2 separate regions of the Homo sapiens genome follow, and region 1 is linked to region 2. Evidence: read pairs that join two places in POLR2A ChIA-PET (ENCODE). Cell type or tissue: Panc1. All regions are shown on one strand. Links, peaks and the distances in the headings refer to the core of each region. The heading gives the core; the rest is flanking DNA.

Region 1 (5,370 bases), core at 280-5,279, 56 kb after region 2:
GTGGGTTGGGGGCTGACTTTGGAAAGAATGGCCTGTCAGGGATCAGAGGGCAGAGAGAGGCCCCCAAGACAGCCAGAAACCTCCAAACACCTGAGGGGTGAAGTTCATGCCTTTGTTCGTTTCTTTATTCACTCACCTGTTTGTGCATAGCCTGATGCTAGGCAATGCTGGGGACATGAGGTGAATCACCTGGATAGTTCCTGCCCCCATGGTGCCCCCGGTCCCGTGGGGAAAACCAATACAGACTCCAATAATTGTAATACAGAACATGTGGCTAGGGTGAGGTGTGTTCAAGGACTGTGAGATGAAATCTTGGTGGACCTCCCAGAGGAGGGCACATTCCAGCTGGCCTTTAAGGGTGAAGAGGAGGGCACTGCCAGGGAGTGGGAACTGCATGGGGAAGGGTGTCAGAGCAGGAGACTGTGGAGGGCCCTGGAATTGAGTGATGTGGGGGAGATGGGACAGAGAGAGGCAGGTGAGGCGGTTGGGGAGGAGCCCTCTGACCCTGGGAGGCTGGAGGGATGTGTGGTCCCTTGTCATGTCCACCAGAGCATCCCTGAGCTGACCCTTTGAAATTTGGAGCACCTTATTTTCATTCCATGAATGGGAACACTCAGCCTGACCTCCAAGATTTCAAGGGATTCCTAGTGGGGAAAGGTTCATGCTTCTCACATTCATTCATTCAGTCAACATCTTATTTGGCACCTACTACAATACCATGCACTGGGAATGCAGCTGTGAGCCAGCCAGGCTCCGTTCCTGCCTGTGAGCTTGCATTTCCAGCCCTCTCTCAGCACCTTTACCCCTTCTCTCTCTCTCTCTTTCTACACACACACACACACACACACACACACACACACACACACATCTTGGTTTTTTCTTCATCCATTTCAGAAATTGACACTCTTGGGGGGAGAGGGGAGGAATAGCATTAGGAGATATACCTAATTCTAAATGATGAGTTAATGGGTGTAGCACACCAACATGGCACATGTATACATATGTAACAAACCACATGTACCCTAAAACTTAAAGTATAATAATAATAAAATTTAAAAAAAAAAGAGAAATTGACACTCTTTATCTGAGCATGGTGGCACATGCCTGTCGTCCCAGCTATTTGGGAGGCTGAGGCAGGAGGATCACTTGAGCCCAGGGGAGCTGAGGCTAGAGTGAGCTGTGATTGTGCTACGGCATTGCACTCCAGCCTGGGTAACAAAGTGAGACCCTGTCTGAAAAAAAAAAAAAAAAAGAGAGAGAGAGAAAGAAATGATGGACATTCCCCAAGCAAGATGATAATGAGCACCATCCCTAATATGTCCTGCACGCTTACATGTAGCAGGCACCGCTGTGGCGTTAGGTTGCTCTCGTTAGCTCACATTTGAGAGACTGAGGCTCAGTGGCGTGCAGTCACTTACAGTGGTTGCACAGCTAGAGAGTGGTGGAGGCAAGATTTGAAACCACATAGACAGGCACCAGGGGTTTCACCCTTAGCTGCTACACCACATTAGCTACAATGAAGGTTTGGTGGGATGCTTGGGGAGTTTCAGTGTAACCTCACAGCTCAAACAACTTTTTTTTTTTCCTTTTCTTTGAGACAGGGTCTCTGTCACCCAGGCTGGAGTGCAGTGGCCCCATCTCGGCTCACTGAAATCTCTGCCTCCTGGGCTCAAGCGATCCTCCCACTTTGGCCTCCTGAGTAGCTGGGACTACAGGCGGGCGCCACCACACCTGGCTATTTTTTTTTTTGTATTTTTTTTGTAGAGACAGGGTTTCACCATGTTGGCCAGACTGGTCTCGAACTCCTGATCTCATGATCCACCCACCTCAGCCTCCCAAAGTGCTGGGATTACAGGGGTGAGCTACCATGCCCGGCTATTTATTTATTTATTTATATTTCTGTAGAGACAGAGCAGTCTCACTATGGTTGCTCAGGCTGGTCTTGAACTCCTGGGCTCAAGCAATTCTCCTGCCTCGGCCTCCCAAAGCACTGGGATTACAGGCATGAGCCATCATGCCAGGCCAAATGCCTTGAGTCTTGTCAGACCTCTTCCAGGGCAGGCAGGCGTGGCAGCACTGGAGTGCATGGCCTGTGTCTATGCATGGCTCTACCACAGCCACACTGAGTGGCCTCCACTGGTTGATTTCATTGTCTCAGCCTGAACCGCCCACCCAAGTATCTTCCCAAAACCTAAGACAGTTCCCTTTTCCCAAGGAATTCTGCTGCCAGCTTTGATTTTCCTTTAGATATTTATTTTCATATTTATTTAATGTACTGAGAAAGGATTACACACGTAGGGTAATTTTTTTTTTTTTTTTTTTTTTTTTTGAGACAGAGTCTCGCTCTGTCGCCTAGGCTGGAGTGCAGTGGCATGATCTCGGCTCACTGCAACCTCCGCCTCCCGGGTTCACGCCATTCTCCTGCCTCAGCCTCTCGAGTAGCTGGGACTACAGGTGCCCGCCACCACTCCTGGCTAATTTTTGTATTTTTAGTAGAGACGGGGTTTCACTGTGTTAGCCAGGATGGTCTCGATCTCCTGACCTCGTGATCCACCACCTCGGCCTCCCAAAGTGCTGGGATTACAGGCGTGAGCCACTGCGCCCGGACTTACCTGGCTAATTTTTAAATTTTTTCTAGAGACAGGGTCTCGCTTTATTGCCTAGGATGGTCTTGAACTCTTGGACTGAAGCAATCCACCCGTCTTGGTCTCCCAAAATTCTAGGATTACAGGCATGAGCCACCAAGCCTGGCCCCCTCCCTAATTCTGTTAGAATGAAATCCAAACTCTTCTCCATGGATTCTAACAAGGTCCTGTGTGAACCGGCTCTGCCTCTCATTTGAGAGAGCCAGCCTCTCATTTGCTAAATTCTCTCTCTTTTGCTCATTTCACTCCAGCTACAGTGGTCCTCACTTCACACTTTCCCTACCCACTTCCTGCTTCAGGGTTTTTGCACTTCCTTCCAGTTTTCACCAACTTTCTCCCATTGATTTTTCAAACCTCAGCTCCAATGTCACCTCCTCTGAGACACCTTCCCTGGCCAGCCAACTGTTTGCCTGAAGCATTTGCCATTGTCTCCCCCTCTAAACTCCACAAGGGCAGGGATTTTCATCTGGCTCATTCACTGCTGTCACCTGTTCCTGGTCATGCTGTGCATATAGTACGTGCTCAGTAAGAATTTGCTGAATGAACAGCATCTGCTGCAGGGAGGGGGAAGCCGGGATCACTTAGAGTGGACGCACCTGAGGCCCCTTCCCCACACCCAACTGCCTCCAGTGTACCGGCTCCAGTTCAATGAGACCTTTGCGGAGATGAACCGTCGCTCCAATGAGTGGAAGACAGTGATGGGTTGTGTCTTCTTCTTCATTGGATTCGCAGCTCTGGTGATTTGGTGGCAGCGGGTCTACGGTGAGTGGCAACACCTCATCTGGCTGCAGTCCTGGGCCATGCCCTTGTGGTCACGGCCACCAGACAGTTTCTTAAAGGAACCATGCTGGCACTCATCTGAAGAGCTGAAAATTTCTGAAGAGGTGTAGGGTGAAGGACAGAGCATGGCTGTCTAGGTTTGAATGCAGGAACTTTACCTCTCTGGGCCTCAGTTTCGTCATCTCTAAAATGGGAATAGTAATGTTCCATCTCAGGGTACTTAAGAGGATTTTAATGAGAGAGGGCTGTAGGCCAGTGTTTGGCTCATAGTCATGAATGGTGTTGTAACTGATTGTTGTGTATGAACTGTGTGTTTTTCAGTGTATATATATACTGAACTTCTGCCTCCCCAGTTCAAATGATTCCCCTGCCTCAGCCTCCCGAGTAGCTGGGACTACAAGAGTGTGCCACCACGCCCGGCTAATTTTTGTATTTTTAGTAGAGACAGGGTTTCGCCATGTTGGCCAGGCTGGTCTCAAACTCCTGACCTCAAGTGATCCGCCTGCCTCGTCCTCCCAAAGTGCTGGGATTACAGGCATGAGCCACTGTGCCCGGTGGCCTGTCCCCATATTTTTAAAGTGAACACTCTTACCTACTTCCTACTTTCAACCCTCTTAGAAAGTAAAAGGAATTATTTCATCCTGGACCCTGCCCAGCAAGTGGGAACAAACTCAGTAATTATATAATTATAGTAGGTAACATGTATCAGGTGCTTAATATTTGTCTAACATTGTGCCAACAGCTTTGGAAATACTCAGTCCCCACAATCCTAGTGGATAGGACCTCTTTTGACAGGTAAGGAAACTGAGGCTCAGAGAGATGAAGTGACTTGTTGAAGGTCGCAGGGCAAGGGAGTGGTAGAGCCAGGATTTGGATTCAGGCAGTCTTCAAATCAGTGATCTTATTACCACAGACCACAGAGGTAGGTGAGGTGACTGAGTTGTGAAGGACCTTGGCCCAGCTCCCACAGTCCTTGGGGTCTAAGGCAAAGCTGGGGTCAGAACCCAGAGGTGCCTGGGACGATGCTCTAGGAGAAAGTCTGGGGTGCGGGGCTAGACAGGGTGGAGTGAGCTCCTCAGTGCAAGATACTTCAACCCTGGAGTATCTTGTACCGTCAGCCTTGCGAGTGGCTGGGAGGCTACAGGGTGGCTGGAGACCCTGGCTGGTGTAGGAAGACTGGCAGGATCCTGATCCACCCCATGTACTCCCTGCAGTATTTCCTCCAAAGCCGATCACCTTGACGGACGAGCGGAAAGCCCAGCAGCTGCAGCGCATGCTGGACATGAAGGTGAATCCTGTGCAGGGCCTGGCCTCCCGCTGGGACTATGAGAAGAAGCAGTGGAAGAAGTGACTTGCATCCCCAGCTGTCTCCCTGAGGCTCCGCCCTGGCTGGGAGCCTCTGGCGGCCCCTCCCCTCCCCTGCCCTTAACCCCAGTAAAGCTCCAAAAAAAAATTTATTCTCTTCTGCCTCTCACCACCACTTCAGACTTTACTTGGCACCTAAAATTAGGCATTTTAACAGGTGAGGGGCAAGAAGGGCTCAGAACTCATCTAGTCAATGAGGGCTTCCTGGAGGAGTGGGGGCTACAGCCAAGGCTTAGGTGGGATTAGGAAAGGCAAGAAGAAGGGAAGGCATTCGGGGTGGAGCAAGTGGCTTAATCAAAGGTGAGAACACTCTTTTATTCAGCTAATTAACAAATACTTGGCCGGGTGCGATGGCTCACTCCTGTAACCCCAGCACTTTGGGAGGCCAAGGAGGGCGGATCACTTGAGGTCAGGAGTTCAAGACCAGCCTGGCCAACATGGTGAAAGCCCCATCTCTACTAAAAATACAAAAAATTAGCTGGGCTACTTTTACACCCAGCTAATTTTTGTATTTTTTTTTTTTTTTTTTGAGACGGAGTCTCGCTCTGTCGCCCAGGCTGGAGTGCAGTGGCACGATCTT
Region 2 (5,370 bases), core at 219-5,218:
CTCAGGAGGCTGAGGCAGAAGAATCGCTTGAACCCGGGAGGTGGAGGTTGCAGTGTGCCAAGATTGTGCCACTGTACTCCAGCCCGGGCGACAGTGCGAGACTGCATTTCAAAAAAAAAAAGGTAAATTCTAGAAATGCTCCTGTTTCTGAGCATCCAGTACAATGATAAGGCAATCACTACCTCCAAGGTCCCCACTTCCCATATCCCTCCCCCACTGCACTCCCATCCCACTTCCAGGTGGCTATGACTGAGCAACTATTAGACCTAATTAATCATGGGTCCAGGTGAGTTTTGCCCACTTGTTGTTCACAGATGTCTCCAAACTACACAATCTCAGAGTGGGTAAAAACCCCAGGGCCATAGGGCTTTTTTTAATCTTTTCTGGATCCAGACCTCTCCCCTTTATATTTTAATTTCATTTCATTTTTGAACATGTATTACCTAATACATGTTCCTGATACAACGCTGAAAAACAACGGATGTCTCCCTTCTTCCCTATTGGAGGCAGCCACAGTCATCAGTTTCCTAGTGAGATACAAGCAAATACATATGTAATTTTGTTTGTTTGTTTGTTTTTTTAAGAAACTGGGTCTAGGCTGGCCTAGAACTCCTGGGCTCAAGTGATCCTTGGCCTCAGCCTCCAAAGTAGCTGGAGCTACAGGAGCATGCCACCATGCTCCACTTCAGACACAAGTGGTGTTTCCATACAGGGTCAGTTAAAAACAACAAAAAACACTGATGGTGATGAGACATGAATACTAATAGGTGGTCACATGAGAATAGAAAATTGCAGGCTAGGTGTGGTGGCTCACACATGTAATTCCAACGCTTTGGGAGGCCAAGGAAGGAGGACCTCTTGAGGCCAGAAGTCCAAGACCAGCCTGGGCAACATAGTGAAACTCCGTTTCTACAAAAAAATACAAATATTGGCCAGGCGTGGTGGCTCACACCTGTAATCCTAGCACTTTGGGAGACTGAGGTGGGTGGATCACTTGAGGTCAGGAGTTCGAGACCAGCCTGGCCAACACGGTGAAACCCCATCTCTACTAAAAATACAAAATTAGCCAGACGTCGTGAGGCACACCTGTAATCCCAGCTACTTGGGAGGCTGAAGCAAGAGAATCGGTTGAACCCAGGAGGCAGAGGTTGCAGTGAGCTTAGATTGTGCTACTGCACTCCAGCCTGGGCAAAGAGCAAGACAACATCTCAAAAAAACAAAACAAAACAAAAAAAAACAAAAAACTAGCCAGGTGTGATAGTGCAAGCCTATAGTCCCAGTTCCTCAAGAAGCTGAGGCGGGAGGATAAATTGAGCCTGGGAAATCGGAAGCCTTGACTCCCATTTCTGGATGGGAGAGGTAGCTAAATTTTTTTTTTTTTTTTTTTTTTTTGTGACGGAGTCTGGCTCTGTTGCCCAGGCTGGAGTGCAGTGGTGTGATTTCAGCTCACTGCTACCTCTGCCTCCTGGGTTCAAGCGATTCTCCTGCCTCAGGCCCTGAGTAGCTTGGATTACAGGCGCCTGCCACCACACCCGGCTAATTTTTGTATTTAGTAGAGACAGGGTTTCACCATGTTGGCCAGGCTGGTCTTGAACTCCCAACCTCAGGTGATCCTCCCGCCTGGGCCTCCCAAAGTGCTGGGATTACAGGAGTGAGCCACCCCGCCTGGCGCCTAATTTTTATCACCAGATGAGATCACAGATATTGCACTTACTGTGTTGTCCCCCACAGAATAAAAACCGCACAAGACTGAGACTTCTGTTGATTCTGTTCACTATATACAAGCGTAAAACCAAAAATAAAATGCTAGGGGCCCCCAACCATCTGAACGGACCCCTCCTCTCTGCCAAGAGCATTCCAAAATGAATTTGAAAAATGAGTTTAGGCCATGATGGAAGCGGGTGAGGGGGAAGCGTCGAACTTGTCTCATTACACCCTCCTTCCTTTTGGAATTCAGGAAAAGCTGACTAGCATTAACATCAACACAGACGTTAAGTCTGATAAGAAACATTTACAGTCTATTCTTACTTAAACCTGCCACCTGGAGGTTTCATCTGCATAATAAAACCTTGGTCGCCACAACCACTTATTGTAACCCAGACATTCCCTTCTACAACCCTGGGCACACTCCTGAGGCTGTGTCATGGGTACATCCTTAACCTCGGCAAAACAAAAGTTCTTTTTTTTTTTTTGAGACGGAGTCTTGCTCTGTCGCCCAGGCTGGAGTGCAGTGGTGCAATCTCGGCTCACTGCAACCTCCGCCTCCTGGGTTCAAATGATTCTCCTGCCCCAGATTCCCAAGTTGCTGGGATGACAGGCGCGAACCACCATGCCCAGCTAATGTTTGTATTTTTAGTAGAGATGGGGTTTCACCATGTTGGCCAGGCTGGTCTCAAACTCCTGACGCCAGGTGATCCATCCGCCTCGATCTCCCAAAGTGCTGGGATTACAGGCGTGAACCACCAAGCCCAGCCGTTTTTGTTTGTTTGTTTGTTTTATTTTTTCAATGTAGAGACAGGGTCTCCTTGTGTTGCCCAGGCTGGTCTCAAACTCCTAGGCCCAAGCAATCCATCTGCTTTGGCCTCCTAAAGTGCTACTATTACAGGTGTGAGCCACTGTGCTAGGCCAAAATAAACTTTCTAAATTGATTAAGACCTGTTTCAGATGCTTTTGGGTTCACACCAGTCATAATAGATTAGTACAACAACAATATTCTGCTCACTGTAATATGCCAGCGCTGGCCCACAGCCTGGCAAGCAAGAGATGCTCCACAGCTTCCAGAATCCTGGACTCCAGCCCCAGCCCTGCCTGGTACTCGCTGCCACCGTGGACAAGTTACTTATCACTCAGGAGCTCCCTGTTCATAGTCCCTCACCTGAAAGGGATTTTTTTTTGAGACGGAGTCTCACCCTGTCGCCCAGGCTGGAGTGCAATGGCGAGATCTCGGCTCACTGCAACCTCAGCCTCCGGGTTCAAACGATTCTTCTGCCTCAGCCTCCAGAGTAGCTGGGATTACAGGTGCCCGCCACCACGCCCAGCTTTTTTTTTTTTTTTTTTTTTTGTGAGACGGAGACTCGCTCTGTCGCCCAGGCTGGAGTACAATGGCGTGATGTCTTCTCACTGCAAGCTCCGCCTCCCGGGTTCACGCCATTCTCCTGCCTCAGCTTCCCGGGTAGCTGGGACTACAGGCGCCCGCCACCACCACGCCCGGCTAATTTTTTGTATTTTTATAGAGACGGTGTTTCACCGTGTTAGCCAGGATGGTCTCGATCTCCTGACCTCGTGATCCGGCCGCATCGGCCTCCGAAAGTGCTGGGATTACAGGCGTCAGTCACCGCGCCCGGCCTACGCCCAGCTATTTTTTATATTTTTAGTAGTGACGGGGTTTTACCGTGTTGGCCAGGCTGGTGTCGAACTCCTGAGCTCGTGATCCGCCCGCCTTGGCCTTCCAAAATGCTGGGATTACAGGCGTGAGCCACCGCACCCGGCGGATTGATTTTTTTTTTTTTTTTAACTTTTTCATTCTGTCTCGGCTGCTTAAATCAGAATAGAGACGACCTTCAGCACAGAGTGGCTGTAAGAATTAAATAAGATAATGCTTTAAAGCGCTGGTAAGAGCTTTATAAGTATCAGCGAACACTGCTGCCACTATGCTCATGGTGGTGTGGCAGACAGCGGGGTGCAGAAGAAGAGGGGTGGGGGGAAGGCGGTCACATAGGGCAGGGGGGTTCAGACCAGATTCCTGAGATGTCATTTTTAGTACTCTCCAGCAAGAAGGTGGGACGGCTGGTGTGGTGGAGGAGGCTAGAGGTACAAGCTTCACCTGAGATGTCCTTAGACCCTGACCTCAGCTCCCACCGTCCTAGTGGTGCCGGGCGGCGGCCACGCCAGCCGCACCTTCCCCCGGCCAGCCCAGAGCTGCCGCTGGGGAAGGGCGGAGGGAAGGCAAGCTGGTTTTTCCCAGGCTCCCCCCGCTCCTGGAACATCTGGCCGCGAACATCTGCCCTTCGCTTTTGTGGCGCGGCCGCAGGCCGGCCTCGCACCCATCTGCCGCCTCACCGGCCCCCGCCCCATCTGCGCGCCGCTCCCCTGGGGCGGTTCCTGGCGCCCTCGCCCCCGCCCGCCGGGCCTGGTTCCCACGGGCCGAGTGCGGGAAGCCGGGGCGGCCCATCTGCCGCGAGCGGCTGCCAGGCGCGGCGAGTCCAGCGCCGAGGCGTCCCCAAAGGGCGGGACCGGCGCCCAGCAATGTCTTTCAGGCGGGTGCGCCCCCGAACAAAGTCGGGGTGCACGGCCTCTCCCCGCGCGGCTGGACCCAAAGTCGCTGCCCGGGGCTGCTGGGTCCAAGAGCGGCCGCCGCCCCTCCTGCTTCTCCCCAGAAGGGCCCGCGTGCCCCCGCTGTCCGCCGCCCAACACCCGCTCTTCCTCCTGCACCGAACACTTCGGGCTCACTGACGCGCCGTCTCCATCCTAAGCCCCAAACCTTCAAAGTGCAGGAGACAACTGTCACGTCACCCTGCAAAAAATGCTAACGTCTGATAATATAAAATGCTGGTGTGGACGTGGGAAAATAGAAACTCCCAACTGCGTTGGCCCCTCAGCCTGGAATACCCCTTGTCCTCATTGCCTGCTTAACTCTTGATTTTGTGAAATATAAAAAGTACCGAGAAATATAGCGATTTATGTTCCTAATACCACATTCCCACCACCCAGGACTGACAACTGTCAGCTGTATTTGCGCCTATTTCTCCTCCTCCAAAGAACAAACCTTTACAGATAGTGCTCCTGTCTTTTTGTGTTTTTTGTTTTGTTTTGCTTTGTTTTGTTTTGTTTTGTTTTGTTTTGAGACAGAGTCTCGCTCTGTCCCCAGGCTAGAGTGCAATGGCGCAATCTCGGCTCACTGCAACCTCTGCCTCCCGGGTTCAGGCGATTCCCCTGCCCCGTAGTCCTCCCCAGTAGCTGGGACTACAAGCGCATGCCACCACACCCAGCTAATTTTTGTATTTTTAGTAGAGACGGAGTTTCACCATGTTGTCCAGGATGGTTTCAATCTCTTGACCTCATGATCCGCCCGCCTCAGCCTCCCATAAAGCTGGGATTACAGGCATGAGCCATCGCCCCCGGCCTTTTTGTGTTTTTTGTTTGTTTGAGACAGAGCCTCACTCTGTCACCCAGGCTGGAGTGGTGCAGTGGTGTGATCACAGCTCACTGCAGCCTTGAACTCCAGGGCTCAAGGGATCTGCCCACTGCAGCCTCCACAGTAGCTGGGACTAGAGGTGCCCATCACCAGGAGCAGCTAATTTTTGTTTTGAAGAGACAGGTCTCACTATATTGCCCAGGCTGGTCTGGAAGTCCTGGGCTCAAGTGATCCTC

Evidence for each region. ChIA-PET counts read pairs that join two places held together with the same protein. Peaks named below come from ENCODE experiments on the same cell type or tissue, not always from the same donor. Only the 100,000 strongest peaks of a DNase experiment are listed, where the experiment ranks them.
Region 1: POLR2A ChIA-PET joins it to region 2 with 6 read pairs; 17 of 35 experiments call an interaction of 5 or more read pairs at or near these places.

What each region holds. Positions count from the first base shown.
Region 1 is chr20:31,640,129-31,645,498 of GRCh38, forward strand. It overlaps COX4I2 (cytochrome c oxidase subunit 4I2), which reads left to right. Exons shown (of 5, transcript NM_032609.3): 4 at 3,276-3,407; 5 at 4,640-4,878. The coding sequence ends at 4,776. Among named protein-coding and RNA genes, the nearest start is that of COX4I2, 4.9 kb to the left of the region's middle. In Panc1, for the core only: no CTCF peak of the experiment used is centred there; no DNase peak of the experiment used is centred there.
Region 2 is chr20:31,583,797-31,589,166 of GRCh38, forward strand. No RefSeq gene overlaps it. Among named protein-coding and RNA genes, the nearest start is that of HM13-AS1, 13 kb to the left of the region's middle. RefSeq lists enhancers at 1,399-1,901, 1,902-2,405, 3,412-3,913 and a silencer at 1,930-2,224. In Panc1, for the core only: no CTCF peak of the experiment used is centred there; no DNase peak of the experiment used is centred there; H3K4me3 peaks cover 1,532 bases; H3K27ac peaks cover 4,145 bases.